Linked DNA regions of Homo sapiens: region 1 is linked to region 2. Evidence: chromatin loops called from intact Hi-C (ENCODE). Cell type or tissue: HepG2. All regions are shown on one strand.

The links. Peaks named below come from ENCODE experiments on the same cell type or tissue, not always from the same donor. Only the 100,000 strongest peaks of a DNase experiment are listed, where the experiment ranks them.
Region 1: a loop joins it to region 2, with 11 times the contacts of the local background. A loop is called at or near these places in 2 of 110 quality-filtered maps.

Annotation. Positions count from the first base shown.
Region 1 is chr16:76,545,449-76,553,448 of GRCh38, reverse strand. CNTNAP4 (contactin associated protein family member 4) reads right to left here. Exons shown (of 24, transcript NM_033401.5): 22 at 1-166. Among named protein-coding and RNA genes, the nearest start is that of LINC02125, 86 kb to the left of the region's middle. In HepG2, no CTCF peak of the experiment used is centred here; no DNase peak of the experiment used is centred here.
Region 2 is chr16:76,649,215-76,657,214 of GRCh38, reverse strand. It overlaps LINC02125 (long intergenic non-protein coding RNA 2125), which reads right to left. Exons shown (of 4, transcript NR_110934.1): 3 at 1,551-1,658; 4 at 1-547. Among named protein-coding and RNA genes, the nearest start is that of LINC02125, 18 kb to the right of the region's middle. In HepG2, a CTCF peak has its summit at 3,589 (motif pointing right); DNase peaks (open chromatin) are centred at 3,604 and 6,444.

The DNA of each region.
Region 1 (8,000 bases), 100 kb after region 2:
ATACAGCTGGACTCAGTCACGTGTCCTGTAACAGTGACAGGGTCTGGGTGGCTGGGGTGCAGAGCTGCCTTCAGAGGGGCCACGTGGCTGAGCTGCACTGCAGAGAGGCAGCCTGTGAAGCCCTGCGCACCTGCCAGTGCAGTATCCTGGTCCACATCACTGTGTTCTAGAAATTCAAAGAAACACCGAAATATTAGTAGTGAAAAGTGAAAATAGGCGATGATGCAGAAATTGAGGATTCTGAGCTAATGCAATAGCAATAAAGTTACTAAATTCCTTTTTAATTTTATCTTTACTAAAAAGATAAAAATCCATTATTCTTTCCACTACTATTGGTAAGATTTCCAATGTTAATGAAGTCAAGTTTTTAAGCATGGATTATTAAAAGTGATATGGTAAGCTCCCTAGAAACAAAGCATAAGAATGGGTCAGGTTAAGAAGTGATGAGGGTGTCATGATACTTTTAATTTAAATATAGATTATTGCAATGTATTTACAATAGGGCTTGTAGTCAATATCAAGAGGTACATCCTGGATTTGAAAACAAGTTCAGTACAGGTTTCAAGACTTATGCCCTGAAAGTAACAGAAACTAGAGAGAAAATTGAGCCTCTGGACTTCTGTTATCAGATGCCCAACCCGACAATTTGTTATGGCTGAAAGCTTTCTGATATTTTATGGCCCCACCCAAACATAACAGGAGGATGATACTATCATGCAGTGGAGGCCATACCTCGAAGTTATTAGGGTCTTTCCCTAATTACTCATGTACAGCAATAAAACCCTTTATACCCCTATGTCTTTTCTTCTTGTTTCAATGACAACTTGTCACTGGGACAGAAATATCTGTGCCCTCTAAAGACAGATAATCTCTTCCTCCTATTAATAAGAATTTAGTTAGTATGAGACTCTTGTGGAACGGAGATTGGTTTTAATGCTGGGATATTAATTATAATTTTAACTTAGGAATATATTATACATACTCCTTGCTTAGCAAGCATGAAATCTAAACAAGAGAAATTTATCATAGGCTTTGAAGGCTCAGATGTCATCAAAATACAATGCATCCATCCACCCAGTGTGATAAAAAAAAATAGCACAACTATTGATATGGTTTGGCTCTGTGTCCCCATCCAAATCTCATCTTGAATTGTAATCCCCATAATCCCCACGTGTCAAGGGAGGGACCCTGTGGGAGGTGATTGGATCGTGGAGGCAGTTTCCCCCATGCTGTTATTGTGATAGTGAGTGAGTTCTCATGAGATGTGATAGTTTTATAAGTGTTTGGAAGTTCATCCTTCTTCTCTCTCCTGCTGCCATGTGAAGAAGGTTTTTGCTTCTCCTTCCCCTTTGCTTTCTGCCTATAATTTGCTTTCTGCCTATAAGTTGCTTTCCGATTATAAGTTTCCTGAGGCCTCCCAGCCATGTGGAACTGTGTTGATTACACCTCTTTCCTTTATAAATTACCCAGTCTCAGGAAGCTCTTTATAGCAGTGTGAGAACGGACTAATACAACTATTCTCCCCTGCACTGTATATAGGTAGGGAAAGACAAAATGTGCACTTTAGTCTTTCTTTTGAAAATATAATAATATGGGAGTGTATATTCAGGGCAACTTGAATCTACGTTCCCAGGAAGTTAAGTTAAATTAAAAGTAAAAACAATGCAATGGATATTAAGTATATATGAGTGTATATTATGTGCTAGCCAGTGTTCTAAAAGATTTGCATGCTACTGATAAAACTTTACAGTAGACACTGGAGTATATTATCCAAGTCACACAAATGGAACAGTTAAGTTCAGAATTTTAACTATTCACCTGAAGTTACACAGTTGTTGGCATTACTGGACCTCTGGCCTACTGTATTCCAAATTATGAGCTTCTTTTGTTTATAAACCACTCTCTGGTTGAGATACTCTTTCCTTTACTCTGCTTTCAGTCTCTGTAGTGGCTTTTATTTATTTATTTTTTAAATCATCTTTGCTTGAGAGCTAGACTTTAACTAACCCTGGGCATCTGAGCTCTAATATATATATATATATATTTTTTTTTTAACAGACTCTCACTCTGTCACCCAGGCTGGAGTGATGTGGCACGATCTCAGCTCCCTGCAGCTTTTGCCTCCCAGGCTCAAGTAATTCTCCTGCCTCAGCCTCCCGAGTAGCTGGGATTGACGCCTGGCTAAATTTTTTGTATTTTTAGTAGAGATGGAGTTTTGCCATGTTGGCCAGGCTGGTCTTGAACTCCTGGCCTCAAGTGATCCACCCACTTTGGCCTCCCAACGTTGCTGAGATTATAGGCATGAACCACCGCACCTGGCCAGTTATATCTAAGTTTTTAAAGAATTTTGAGGGGCTCTATTTTCATTCATGTTTTCTACGTAATAATAAAAATCCTGATACAATGTTTAGTATTTTGAATATCATCCTCTATAAAAAGAAAATGGAAAATCAGAGCGATTATATCACTTTCCTGTTGTGAGGGATCTGGTATTGAGCCATGTTCTGACCCACCTTGCTCTTCTTCATTACCCAAAGATAGCACTGAGGGAGCATCACTCTGCTGCTTACATACGATACTGTGAGCTCCTCAAACATAAAGATGACTGCCAACATCCAGCATAACGTCATTATATAGGAGGCAGTTCATCAATGTGTATGGAACCAAAGAAATCATTTAGTCCACCTTGGCAATCATTCATTTGAATATATGTAGATTTAAACATATATACATGAAAAAGACCGCATTCTTGATTTGGAGTTTTTTTTTTCTTTTTACTTTAATGAGAAATTAAAAAGAAAATAAAAATTAAAAAGAAAAACTCTCATAGGAGCATAATTGGGAGAGTGCTTTTCACATTTCTTCTACAAGGTTAAAATGTTGAATAAAATTTCCATAGGCCTTTAAAAAATCTTCCCTTTTCAGCCCCACCCCACCAGACAAGATTTACTTCTCTGGTAATAATCTGATATGAGATATATTTTAAAAGCCTCACACTTACAAACTGAAAACATTTCACCTATTTCAAAATTATTGTACAAAAACCAATGACCGCTAAAACTCAAAATGGACACATGGTCAGTTAATATTTATCCTTTTATGAGCTAAAGAAACAGAAAACAAATGCCCGGATGTTTGAGTATTTTACATGTTAGCAGGGAAAGGGAGAGAGACAATAAACATAGAAACAAAAACTAAATGAGAATTTTAAAGACTGATAATACTATGAAGAAAACAAATTAGACAATATGATGGTTGTAACTGGAACAGAAAATTACCCTGATGGATTAGGTTATATTTATGTGTTTATTTTAAGGGTGACATTTTTTGCAGCCCTATTCCCTTAGTACACTATGGATATTATTCCAGCATCTTCTGGCTGTATTACTTCTTTTTCAAAATTTGTAAGATACCCTGTGATTTTTGAATTTTCATCAGATTGTCCCTAAGTGTGTATCTTATCTCAGTATTCTGCATAGAACATGATAAGCCCTTTCAATCTGCAGACACAAAGTTTTTATTTAGCTTGGAATTTTTCATACAATCTGCACACTACTGCTGTTTCACCTTCTTCCTTTTTATTCTCTTAGAATGCCAATTTTTCACATTAGGTCTCCTCTATATATTCTCTAAATTCATTTTATTTCCATCCTGATTTCTATTATTTAGGACTTACATCTCTGTGGGTCAAATACTTCATTCACTTGATCTTCCAGATGCAAATTCAAGTAGCAAAAAAGATCATTCTTTCCTGTTATATTTTTTGTTTGGGAAAAAAAATCATATTTTTTAGATCCTCAAGGTCTTTTTTTTGCTTTATGAGAATCTCCTTAAAGTACTCTTACTAAGCCTCATTCATGTTGTTGTCTGTCTCCTTGAATAGCTTTATTTTGATAGAAAATCATTTTGGTTTAGTTTTTTTCTCCTTTTATTGATGTTGAATGGTTTTAAGTCTGGAGTTGGTTTGTTAGTTTACTTTTTAATCTGCTTGCCGGTGCCCAGCCACTGATCACCTTAGGTGGCTCACACCCAGGGCAAGTAGACAGTGTGGTGATCTGGGTGGACCAGGAGCAGAGCTGCAGGCCACAGCCCTAAGAAGAAACCTCTCCTCACTCAGCTTTGGGACAGAGAGGGCATGGCCCAAATTTCAGGTCATCTTAGCACCTTGAGAAACAGAGAAAATGGGCACATTAATACTTTCTAATGCTTATCTTTCCCCATGGGGCCCAGGGACCTCTGTAAGGCAAGCAATCCACAAGATCCAAACAATTCAAATCCCCCCCTGAGATTCTTCTAGGCTGGCCCCCGGACTTCCTTCCAACCCAGAAGGTAGGAAGCCCCACAAGAGCCTCCTCACTGGTTCCCTCCAGGATCCCCCTGCCTGTCCGCCTGGACCAACAACTCATTTCAGAAGCGTCGGTGGGGTAGAATTCGAATCGGAAGTGGAGGGAAACTACAAGCAACTCAGCCGCCGTCCTCCCAGAATTGAGTCCAAACAAAATTAGCAGCTATATTAAGTTGCTCATAAGCAAAGCTGGCCTTAGAAATACATAGCATCAGATATCTGCTTTGACAATTGTGCTAATAAGCCAATGGGCAAAAATATAAGTTTTTCTTGTTATCTGACTCCCCAAAAGCCAACACAGTGTAATGAGTTAGAACAGGGTAGGTGGAGGGAGAGACTGATGACAAATGTCTCCTGCTTCACAGAAATCTGGATAAAACAGTCATGTTTTAGGTGTTTCTTGTGATAATAATCCTTAACTGACTCGGATTTCTGGGTGTTTGTGCCTGTTAAAAAGTAACCCTCAAGTGCAATTTCCAACAAAGGGAGTGACTTCTGCTTGTCGAAAGAAGAAACCTTTTAACAAAAGGCCTGCAAGAAAAATGGAGTACCGAGAAATTAGAATTTGGTGAAGTGCCCTTCTATTACAGAGAAACGACTGTTTTTTTGAAAGATACGACAATACATGTAAGAACAATTACAAGGAGTGCTTTATGAAATTTCCTGAGGCGTAAGCAAAAAAATAAAAACTCAGAAAACGAAGTACTTTATATGTCCTACCTATGAGAAGGAGTCATTTAAAAAGAAAGATCTCAATGTCTGGAATCCATTAAGAAGGCTTGCCAAAAAAAAAAAAAAAAAAAAAAAAGGTGCAGTGAATCAAGAGAGCCAGGGTTGGAACTGAATGGTGCACTCTTACTATTTTATGCAATTCCACCAGGGACTCAACACAAAAAGGGTTAGTGGGAAAGTAAAATGGCAAAGCAGACAAAAAAATACTATGTGGATAAAGAGGCAGTTTATCATAAAAGGTATTTGTTTGCCAACCAAACCTACTGTACTGAGTTATAAACTTGAAAGCCTGATTAATGCACAGGTTATGTACAGGCAGCTATCTTACAGTGGCAGGTATTTCCCTTTTGCTTTCAGCATAACCTGTCTCATTTTAAGTGTCATTTTACAAGATGTTTGCAAAAATCACAGTGTACTTAGGTAAGCTAATTAAACTTTCTTTTTTACCCCTTTGGCTTCGAAGCTGGTTTTACTTAAAATATCCTTGAGATGGAAGATTGTCTCTAAAGCTCTTCTGGGGAGATTCAGTAGACATCCTCTTCTCTCAGACCACACATTTTATTTACATCTGGCCTAAATTGCCACTGCAGAAACCTGAGGTGTGCTTCCTGAGCTCTGCGGACTCCAAAGAGATAAATGATCCCTATGGGTCATCGCCTCTAAATACACCAAAGCTACTACTCGGAACGAGTGAAAATAATCTCCAGGCTTATAGAAAACTCCTATAACATAAAAATGAACAGAACTCAGAACTGAAATTTACAATGAGTTTTGGAGATAAAAAGCAAATGTAGCACACCCTATTAATGATGGATGAATGTCAACCAAGTTAATTTGATGCAACCTGGTTTTTACTGCTACCACCATGAATTATCAACACATTATTGTTAGTGTTCTTGTGCCATTATGTATTTGACACAAAAAATAACAAATAGTAATTATAAATTTCATTCAACTTTTGAGTAGTGATTTTTTTCAGTCATTTTTACTGTGTGTTAAATTACATCATTATTCAAAATGTGGGCATATTTTCCCATGAGAGGTTTTATACAACTTTAATAAGATTATGTAAATATCTTAATTGCGATCTCTCTTTTTCCCCATGTGGTGGAATTGTGATCCAGTAATAGCTTAATGAATTGGCAAAACAACTTTGTATCTGTATATTTCCTTTAATTAATTACATCCTAGAGAGATTTCTTTTTCTATAATTTTCTAGTAAATATTTATCTTAAGGAAGCTGATTGACAAGTCAGTCACTTCGGCATTGGAATTTATGTACATTGTGAACAAAGTACTTAGACATGACATCAGACTATCTGCCTTTTCACAGGGAAGACCAGAAAGAAATGAAATGCTTTCTTCCCCATCCTCTAGTACTAATTTCTACAAATGAGGATGAACTATAGTGACAATTTTTCACTCCAATCACCATTAGCAAGCATTAGAAGCAGATATCAAGCAAGGGGGATAATTTTTATGTAATAATATTAAATTGTACTATGATGGCATGAGAATCATCTCTAACACCCCATTACATTTAACAGACAATGCTGGTAGCATTCAAATTTCTCTGCTCTGATTCTGATTAGTCCTTTGGAATATCATCAGCCTCAGTGGTCCCCAACCTTTTTGGCACCAGGGACCAGTTTCAAGGAAGACAGGTTTTCTACAGATGGGAGTGGGGGGATGGCTTTGGGATGATTCAAGTGCATTACATTTATTGTGCACTTTCTATTATGCATTGTAATACATAATGAAATAATTATACAATTGGCCATAATGTAGAATCAGTGAGAGCCCTGAGCTTCTCTTCCTGTAACTAGACGGTCCCATCTGGGGGTGATGGGAGTTGGTGACAGGTCATCAGGCATTAGATTCTCATAATGAGCACACAACCCAGATCCTTCACATGTGCAGTTCACAATAGGGTTCTCACTCCTGTGAGAATCTAATGCTGTGGCTGATCTGACAGGAGGCAGAGCTCAGGTGGTAATGCAAGCAATGGGGAGCAGCTGTAAATACAGATGAAGCTTCGCTTGCTTGCCTGCCTGCCACTCACCTACTGCTGTGCAGCACAGTACTTGTCCGTGGCCCGTGGTTTAGGAACCCCCGATCATACTGATCTTGCAGTATCTCCTTGTTGTGGCTGCATAGTGCCCTCTCTCCACTTCACAGGTTCCATGTTCACACCCCAGCCAATCCCTTCCTTTCTCTTCCTTACATGGATGACTATTCTTTAATAAATTCACTCACATATTATCATCAGTGCCTAATCGGGGCTTTATTTTTTACTTATTCCTGGTGTGGGCACTTTTTAGTTTTTCTTTTTTTTTTTGAAATGGAGTCTTGCTGTGTCACCAGGCTGGAGTGCAATGGCACAATCTCAGCTCACCGCAACCTCCGCCTCTCGGGTTCAAGCGACTCCACTGCCTCAGCCTCCTGAGTAGCTGAGACTACGGGCGCATGCTACCACGCCCGGCTAATTTTTGTATTTTAGTAGAGATGGGGCTTCACCGTGTTAGCCAGGATGATCTCAATCTCCTGACGTCGTGATCCATCCACCTCGGCCTCCCAAAGTGCTAGGATTACAGGCGTGAGCCACTGTGCCTGGCTGGGTACCTTTTAAGGCATGTTAGTAATTAAAGAAATAAACAATCCCTTTCTCCTTTTTATTTTTGAAATTCTTGTTTTATCATTGTATGAAGGTTTGTAGATTTGAGGCACCTGAAAATATATAATTTTGGATTGGTGACTCTTGCTTTTATCATTTGGTATTTTTTTTTAGTGTAAGTAGAGCTCTATGTGTTATTATGCTTGGCTGCCAAATAAAAAGCTTTGCAGGTGACATCATTGTCAGAGGAATACACTTGCCCACTCCACGGGGACCACCTGCCTATGACTATACGTGCTTATGACAAAA
Region 2 (8,000 bases):
CTGAGGCAAGAATTAGATTTCAGAGACAATCTTTTCACATAATGGCCTTTTAGATATTATATGAAAGAGTAACCATGGGCCTGTAATTTATTCCTCCCTCCTTAGGGATCTCTGAAGAAGTTTTGACTCTGAACAGAATTCTTTGCAAATATCGACTGATGGAATACACTAACATAGAAGACAAATGAGGGTCCTGAAAGGGTTGGCTACGCGCTGACTACTGATCTAGAAATCATTTCAGCATTACGTCCTGGTCTATTTAGACTGCTCATATTAAATTATCCTGAAAATCATGGGAAGCTGAGCTGAAGCATGCAAGTTATACATATAACCACAGCAAGACCATGTGTCTAGTGGAACTCCAGAACTCAGCAGCCTCCATGGCTAATGTGTCCCGTGTGCTTGTCATACTCCATCACCAAAATATGTCTAGCATAGGAAAGGAAGCTTAGGAAGCCTTATCTGTGGATTAGGAGCCTCCCAGATGCTGTGTATATTGCTTCTTCTGTCTCTTATCCATTGATAATTATGCACAAGCTTGGAGGTTCTGAAACAGTAGAAATGATAAAGGTGGAGGCAACTTTAGATTGGTTAAATGGCAATTGGGGTCATACAGCTACAGTTTTTGACAGCTTTAATTGAGATATAATTGACATATAACAAATTGCATATACTTTAAGTTTTGGCATATGTATACATCCCTGAAATCATAAATACAATCAAGACAATGGATACCTATTTGATACCACTGACCCAAACCATGATAGATGCTGTGATTTATGGGGATCCCTAAATTTGTGCTTGTCATGTTTCATAGTTTTAGTTAGTGGTCAAGAAGTACTCAAGAGACAGTAACCTCAGTTATTATGTATGGGATTAATTGGTAGCAGAAATGTTCATGCTTCCCGAAAGAAAGGTGAGACTAAAGAGGGAAATTATAAAGAAGAAGGAAAGCAGTGATGCTTGACCTACTCTGCTGGAATTGTTCCACTGCTGCTGAAAAACAGGATGAAAAAGGGGGAATTGAGAGGATTATTGGTAGGGTTTTGGCGGTATAATCTTGAAGCATGAGAGGTAAAAATCCAACTTCATTGTTGGCTATGACATGCATACCTTAAGAAGCCCCCTCGAAGTTTCCACATATAACTTAGCATGGATAAGTACAAATCCAATCATAAGGATTATGATTTGGAATGGAAATACTTAAACAGGCTGAATGTAATCCCTCAGTTAAAGCCATATTTCCTTTTTATGTAAATTAAGTAAGGATTTGGGATCTGCCCACCCACCCCTCAGTGAGGGAATCCAAAGAACTAGAAAGTGATGTGGATGGAATGGCCTGAGGGCAATAACTAAAATATGTGGAATTATTAACTCTTCGCAATCAGTCTATGGAAATCCACATAGGGGCTAGGAGGACAGTCTAAGAGGTCTAAAGGTGAAACTTGGAGAACGCGGAAATGCTGTGGTAGACAATAACAACGTACCAGTTAAACTCTAATTTGGAAAATACGACTGGAGAAAGTATTCTCTCATTTCATCTCCCTTACCTAAGTGTATAATGGGAATGGGTGTCACAGGAGAATGGAGGACTCTGCTCCTACATTATTACACTGCGTGTGTTCCATGTTCCATAGTCACCCTCCACCTGGTGTCACCTGAAATGATAAATTACAATCTTTGCAATTGCCTAAGACCTCCTCTGTAGAAAATACTAAATAATACAGAGTTCCAGAAGTAAAAGAGAACATTAATGCTTTAATTAGCATTAATGATTGAAATAGTGATATTGATCTCCATTAATTATTTTCCTTAATTGATAAATGAAAATTATTTATATTTATGGTATACAATGTGGAATTTTAATGTATGTTTGAATGTAAGTTAGTATAGCCACCATAGAAAACAATGTAGAGGTTCCTCAAAAAACTCTAATTAGAAGTAGCATATGGTAGTTTCAGCAATCCAACTTTTTGGTATATATCCAAAGGAAGTAAAGTCAATACGGCAAAGAGATAGCTGCACTCCCATGTTAATTACAGTATAATTCACCATAGCCAAGACACGGAATCAACCCAAGTATCCATCAACAGATGAATAAAGAATATGTAGTATGTATACACAATGGAATACTACTCAATCTTTAAAAAATCAGTAAACCCAATAATTCTCTTTTAATAGCCCTTACACACCAAAAACGCAAAGCAGGTTATCTACACATACTGATAGTGGACCACTGGGAGTTCATCTAGGTAGATCCACCATAGCGTTGGATGTGCTATAGATATAATTCAGAAAAACAAAAAGCAAAACCAATACAATTGCACCAACAGGCAATGGATCAAAGGAGAGCATTCAGTATAGATCTTAGCTCATGCTTTCTTTTGTACACCTATTTCAGAAGTCAATCAAGAACACTGCCTCCACATATTAACAAAAAGACATTTAAGCTAACCAGTATACTATCACAATCCAGCGTAGCTGCACTTGATCTTGATAACCAGGAGTAAGTTGATAACATCAATGATATCTTAATTGCCTCCTCAGAGGAAAAAGCAAAGTATACTTTAGAGACTGTGTCACCCAGCTGTCAATAAAGCACGGCAGATAAACCCCAGTACAATTCAAGACCTGCCCCAGTCCCTGAAAATTTAGAAAAGAACATGAGCCAGATCACAAGAGGCTTTCCTCCTATCATAAGAAATAATTTAGAATCTGATCTTGACCTTGTTACTAAACAGCCCAGAGACTGGAGAATCTGTTTGAGTTATGGCATAATCACATCTTCCACTCTGGGATATTGTTAGTCCTTTCCACAAAGTCACTAGAAAGAAATCTGAGATTGAATTGTGGCCTGACAGAAACAAGCAAATAAAAGATTTATAAAGGGCTGTCAATCAGGCAGTGTCTCTTGAGCCTTATGACCCGAATGCACAAATGATTGTAGAAGTGTCAACAACTGGAACACACACAGACTAGAGCTTTTGGCAGAAATCAATATTGCTGCTCAGTGGAGACGGCAGAGATTTTGGACTTGAAAGTGGTCTGATGCAGCTGCTCAATTCAGCCCTTTAGAAACATAATTGTGAGCTTGTTGTTGGGCATTGGCAGGAATTGCTCCTACATCAAGAGACCTGGCAATCCTGAAACCAGAAACACCCATCATGACTTAGGTGATGTCTGTGAAACATTCAAATTGAGGAAACACCCCAATGGAGCACACTGTTAAATGGAAATGGTGCTCAAGTGTACACTTTAGCTGGGGGTTCCAAAGTTCACAGCATTTATGAATAGATCTATCCCTTGCATTTGCACCCAATAGTAACCCTCCCTATCTTTTCCAGCCCATCCTGATCCACAGCCCAAAGATCTCCCTGCTGTAGCTGCTGAATTGTCTAAGCCTTTAAATTCTCCCCTGGCCATACAAAATAGCTGCTAAATGTACTGACTGGATTTCATGAGGCTGTTTCAGAAATTCAGTGGTTACCTGTCCTACATATGGTAAATCCTTAGTGGGAGAAGATAAAAGGCTGAAAGGGCATTTACATCATCCTGAAATCGACTCACTAACTCAAGTAGAGACACTAGAGGGAGCCATCTTTCAGGAGACGGGCTATGGCTGATGAAGCAACCTGAGAACAGATCCTATGCATTACTAGACTCATCAAACATCAAGCTTGCCAGCAACTCTGGGAAACAGCATCTGCCTTTACTCAGGGGACGTTTTAATAATAATGAAATCAGATATATTTAACATACACTGGTGCTAATGACAAGATGTCACTAGAAGTGTGCAGCCCAATAAGGTAGCTGCAAGCTACATATGACTATTGAGCATTTGAAGTGTGGCAAGTCCAAATGAGAACTGTCATATGCACAAAATGCATATGGGATTTCAAAGACAGTACCAAAAAAGTGTAAAATGCCTTGTTAATAATATTCTATTGATGACATGCTAAATTAATACTATTTGGATATGTTTAATACTATTTCGATATGTTTAAATTGTACTATTAAAATTGATTAATTAAATTGTATCTACTTTTTCCTTTTTTAGTATCCTTCTAGAAAATTTAAAATTAATATATGTGGTACACATTATATTTCTCCTGAACAGTATGCTTCTAGATTGCTTATTACAAGTTACCCTATAATTTATGGGCTTTGGCTGGCCTGAATTGTAGAAGGTGAATGTGCAGCCAGAACAGATTTATCACACACGCGCACACACACACACACACACACACACACACACACACACACACACACACGAGACAGACAGAGAGACAGAGACAGAGAGATTTATAATTAGGAAACTTTACAAAACTAGTTTAAAAAATAAGGAGATGAAACAAGATTTCAAAAGCACAAGTGGAAAAAGAGAAATTTGACAAATATCCTATCATGAAAACCAGGTTAATGTTAATTGAATGCAAACCAGAACAGCTGTATTTTCTTCACAAAGGAAAACACTGTGGAATAATATTGACAGAATCATCAAAAGGGAAGACAAAGGAAAGTAATAATATATTTTCAATGTTAAACCATAATAGAAAATTAAATAATAATAGAAAATTAAAACAAATTATTGACATATCACTCTGATTTTAACTCACATATTGGTAACAAATCTCCTCTCTATATACATTCATTTATTCTTTTGAATGTATTTCTGTATTCAATGTATTTATTTATTTAATATATTTATGTATTTATTAAATATATTTACAAAATGCCTACTAGTCCAGGCACTGTTCTTGTCACTTAAGATACATAGTGAACAATCGGACAAAACTTCTGTTTTTAAGTGTTTATTATAGTTACAAAAATGAACAAAAATAAAATTTTGTATATGATGAACATATTTAAAAAACTAAATATAATGGGTAATTTTCTTCCCTAATAAAAAAAATCTAAATTGACAGTTGTACTAGTTCCCAAGGAGTGGTGTTACAGGGTATCACAAAGTGGGTGACTTTCTACAATATAATTATATAATTATATATAATATGTATTATATAATATATAATATTAATATATTGTAATATCTAACATATTATATTATATATAATTATACATTATATAATATATAATAAAATATAATTATCTTATATATTATGTTATATAACATTATAATATATAATTATATTATATATTATATATAATTATATAATTATATTATATATTATATATAATTATATAATTATATTATATAACATAATTATATAATTATATAACTATATATAATTGTTATATGATTATGTTATATATTATATATTAAGTAATGCAATATATTATATTAATATATATTATATAACACATATTATATATTATATATAAGGGATTACATTCAGCCTGTTTCATATATATAACATATAATTATATATAATTATCTAACATATAATTATAATTATCTAACATATAATGATATATAAATACATAACATATAATTATATATATTAAAAAGCCACCTAGATTATTTATATTATATAATGATACATATAATTATATATTATATATATTAAACAGGCTGAATGTAATCCCTTATCATATAATTATATTGTAGAACATATATATATGTAATTATTATATAATTATATAAAACATACAGAATATAATTACATAAAATATACAGAATATAATTTATTCTGTCACTATTCTGGAGACTAGAAGTCCCAAATCAAGGTTTTCAAAGGGTCACGCTCCCTCTACAGCCTCTAGGGCTCAGGGGATTCTTTCTTTCCTCTTCCAGCTTCTACCTGCCCCAGGTGCTTCTTGATTTATGGCAGTATATCTCCAACTTTTGCTTCCATCTTCATGTGGACTTCTTCCCTCTGTGTCTGTCTCTCTCTCTGTTCTCATAAGGATTCCAGTCACATTAGATTAAGAATCACTTTAATTCAGTATGACCCTATCTTAACTTGATCACATCTGGAAAGACCCAATTTCCAAATAAGGTCACAGTCACAGTTACTGGGGGCTAGGACTTAAACACATCTTCTTGGGGAAACACAGTTCAACTCATATCGATACTCTAGTAGGAATCCCAAATAGACTAACTGTGTCAAGGGTCTTCAAGACCAGCGCCCAGTTTAATGATTATTAGAAGAACTCGCAAGACTCATGGCCAAGGTTTATTACATGGAAAGGATACAAGGAAAAAAAAGATTATGGGGAGAAGTCGGTAAGAATCAGGTGCAAGATTCCTAGAGTCCTTTTCCAATAGAGTCATGCAAGGCGTGCATAATTCCTCCAGCAGTAAGTTGTGAGAACACGTGTGAAATATTGCCTACTGGGAGTCTTTTTAGAGACTCAGTGCCCAGGGTTTTTATTTGAGGCTGGTCTTGCAGGCACCCACTGTTTAGCATACACCAAAATTCCAGACTCCCAGAAGGAAAGGAGATGTTTAACACACATCCCATTATTTGCATAGTCTAGTCACAATGAGTCATCCTTATTATTTAAACAAAGTTTATGTCAGTGGAGAGAACTCTTGATCACCTACATTCCCAGATGACAGCCAACCTTGTATGCAGGCTTTTCTAAGGATAGTAGTATCAGGTTGGTTCTTTTAGTGTCACACTTTTCTGCACGCTGACAAAAGAGAAAAGTCAAAAGTTATTTTTAAAAAAGTGTTCTCCCTCTCAAAAGCCACCTGGATTATTTAGTTAAATCATACAAGGATCTTATAATGTTCACATCATAACTATTCTATGAAATAGAATATGTTAGGTAAGAACTGGCTAATTTAAGCAAATAGCCATGATATCAAAATTAATCAACATCAAAGGTGGTCGTTTTTATTATTTGATATTATAGCTATTAAAAACTTCTATTTGGGATTCCTTTTCATAAATCTCTTTCATATTAAGTCGTATTCAGAATTGTGAAACACTTACATGTCTTATTGTATAAATTAGAGCTTTAATAACACAATAATCTAAATCGCAGGTTCTCTGTAGGGGCAATATCTCACCCAAGGAAGAAAAAATGGTTCTTGGAGAAAAAGAACCTTATTATTTTTATGTATAAAACAATAGATATGCATCAATACACACACAGATAAATAGATATATGTGGTATTAAAATTCCATGGTGGGAGACAGTTAGGAATAAAACAAGTTAATAAATTATCTCATATGACTTTTCATTTATTCTATTTATCTATCTTCTAGCACTATATATCTGGAAGGACTCAAATCAAGTTGTTACTATTACATCTGACTAGTGGGGTCAGGGTAAATATAAGAAAAGACTAAATTTTTATACTTTGTGCTTCCTTTTACAATGATCATTTGTATATAATAATGTAATAAACATAAAGTCATTTAATCAACTGAAAGAATCAGCAAAATACACATCCATTTGTCTTGAAGAGACATCCATTTCAGTTATATACATGGTGAAATTTAGAACTTCTTAATGAAACCAATGAATCCATTTGAGGTGAAAAAAAATCAATATGGAGTTTCCTAGTTGAAGGAAGAGACTGACTAAAGAAAAGCTAAAACCCAAGATAGAGTGCAATCAAGTGAGGTTGTATTTTGAAGAAAAGATCTGTCAAATATTATCTATTTCAAAAGTGTCATTGGGTCAAGCTTTACAGATGAGACCAGATTTTCTGTTTAATGTACATACACACACACACACACACACACACACACACACACACACGGACTCAAGAAATTGGCTGGTGGAAATACGAAGTAAAGTTTTAAGATAATTGGCATAAAAGTAAAACATTCTCGGATCATTTTTGAATTAACTTAGTGATACAGGAGTGCCGGGAAGGAAAGAGCATGGTCCCTTTAAATGATATGGAAGGTGGGGAAGGGAAGTGCTGGGTAGAGAAGGGTGGGTCCTTAACTAGGGCTCCACCCCCAGGGACCTAGGTGAGGACAGGCATTTCCTGCCCAAATGTTGCATTTCCCAAGACCAACCTGGCCTGCCACACCCCCATCCTGGGCCTATAAAAACCTGAGATCCTCATGAGGAGAAGC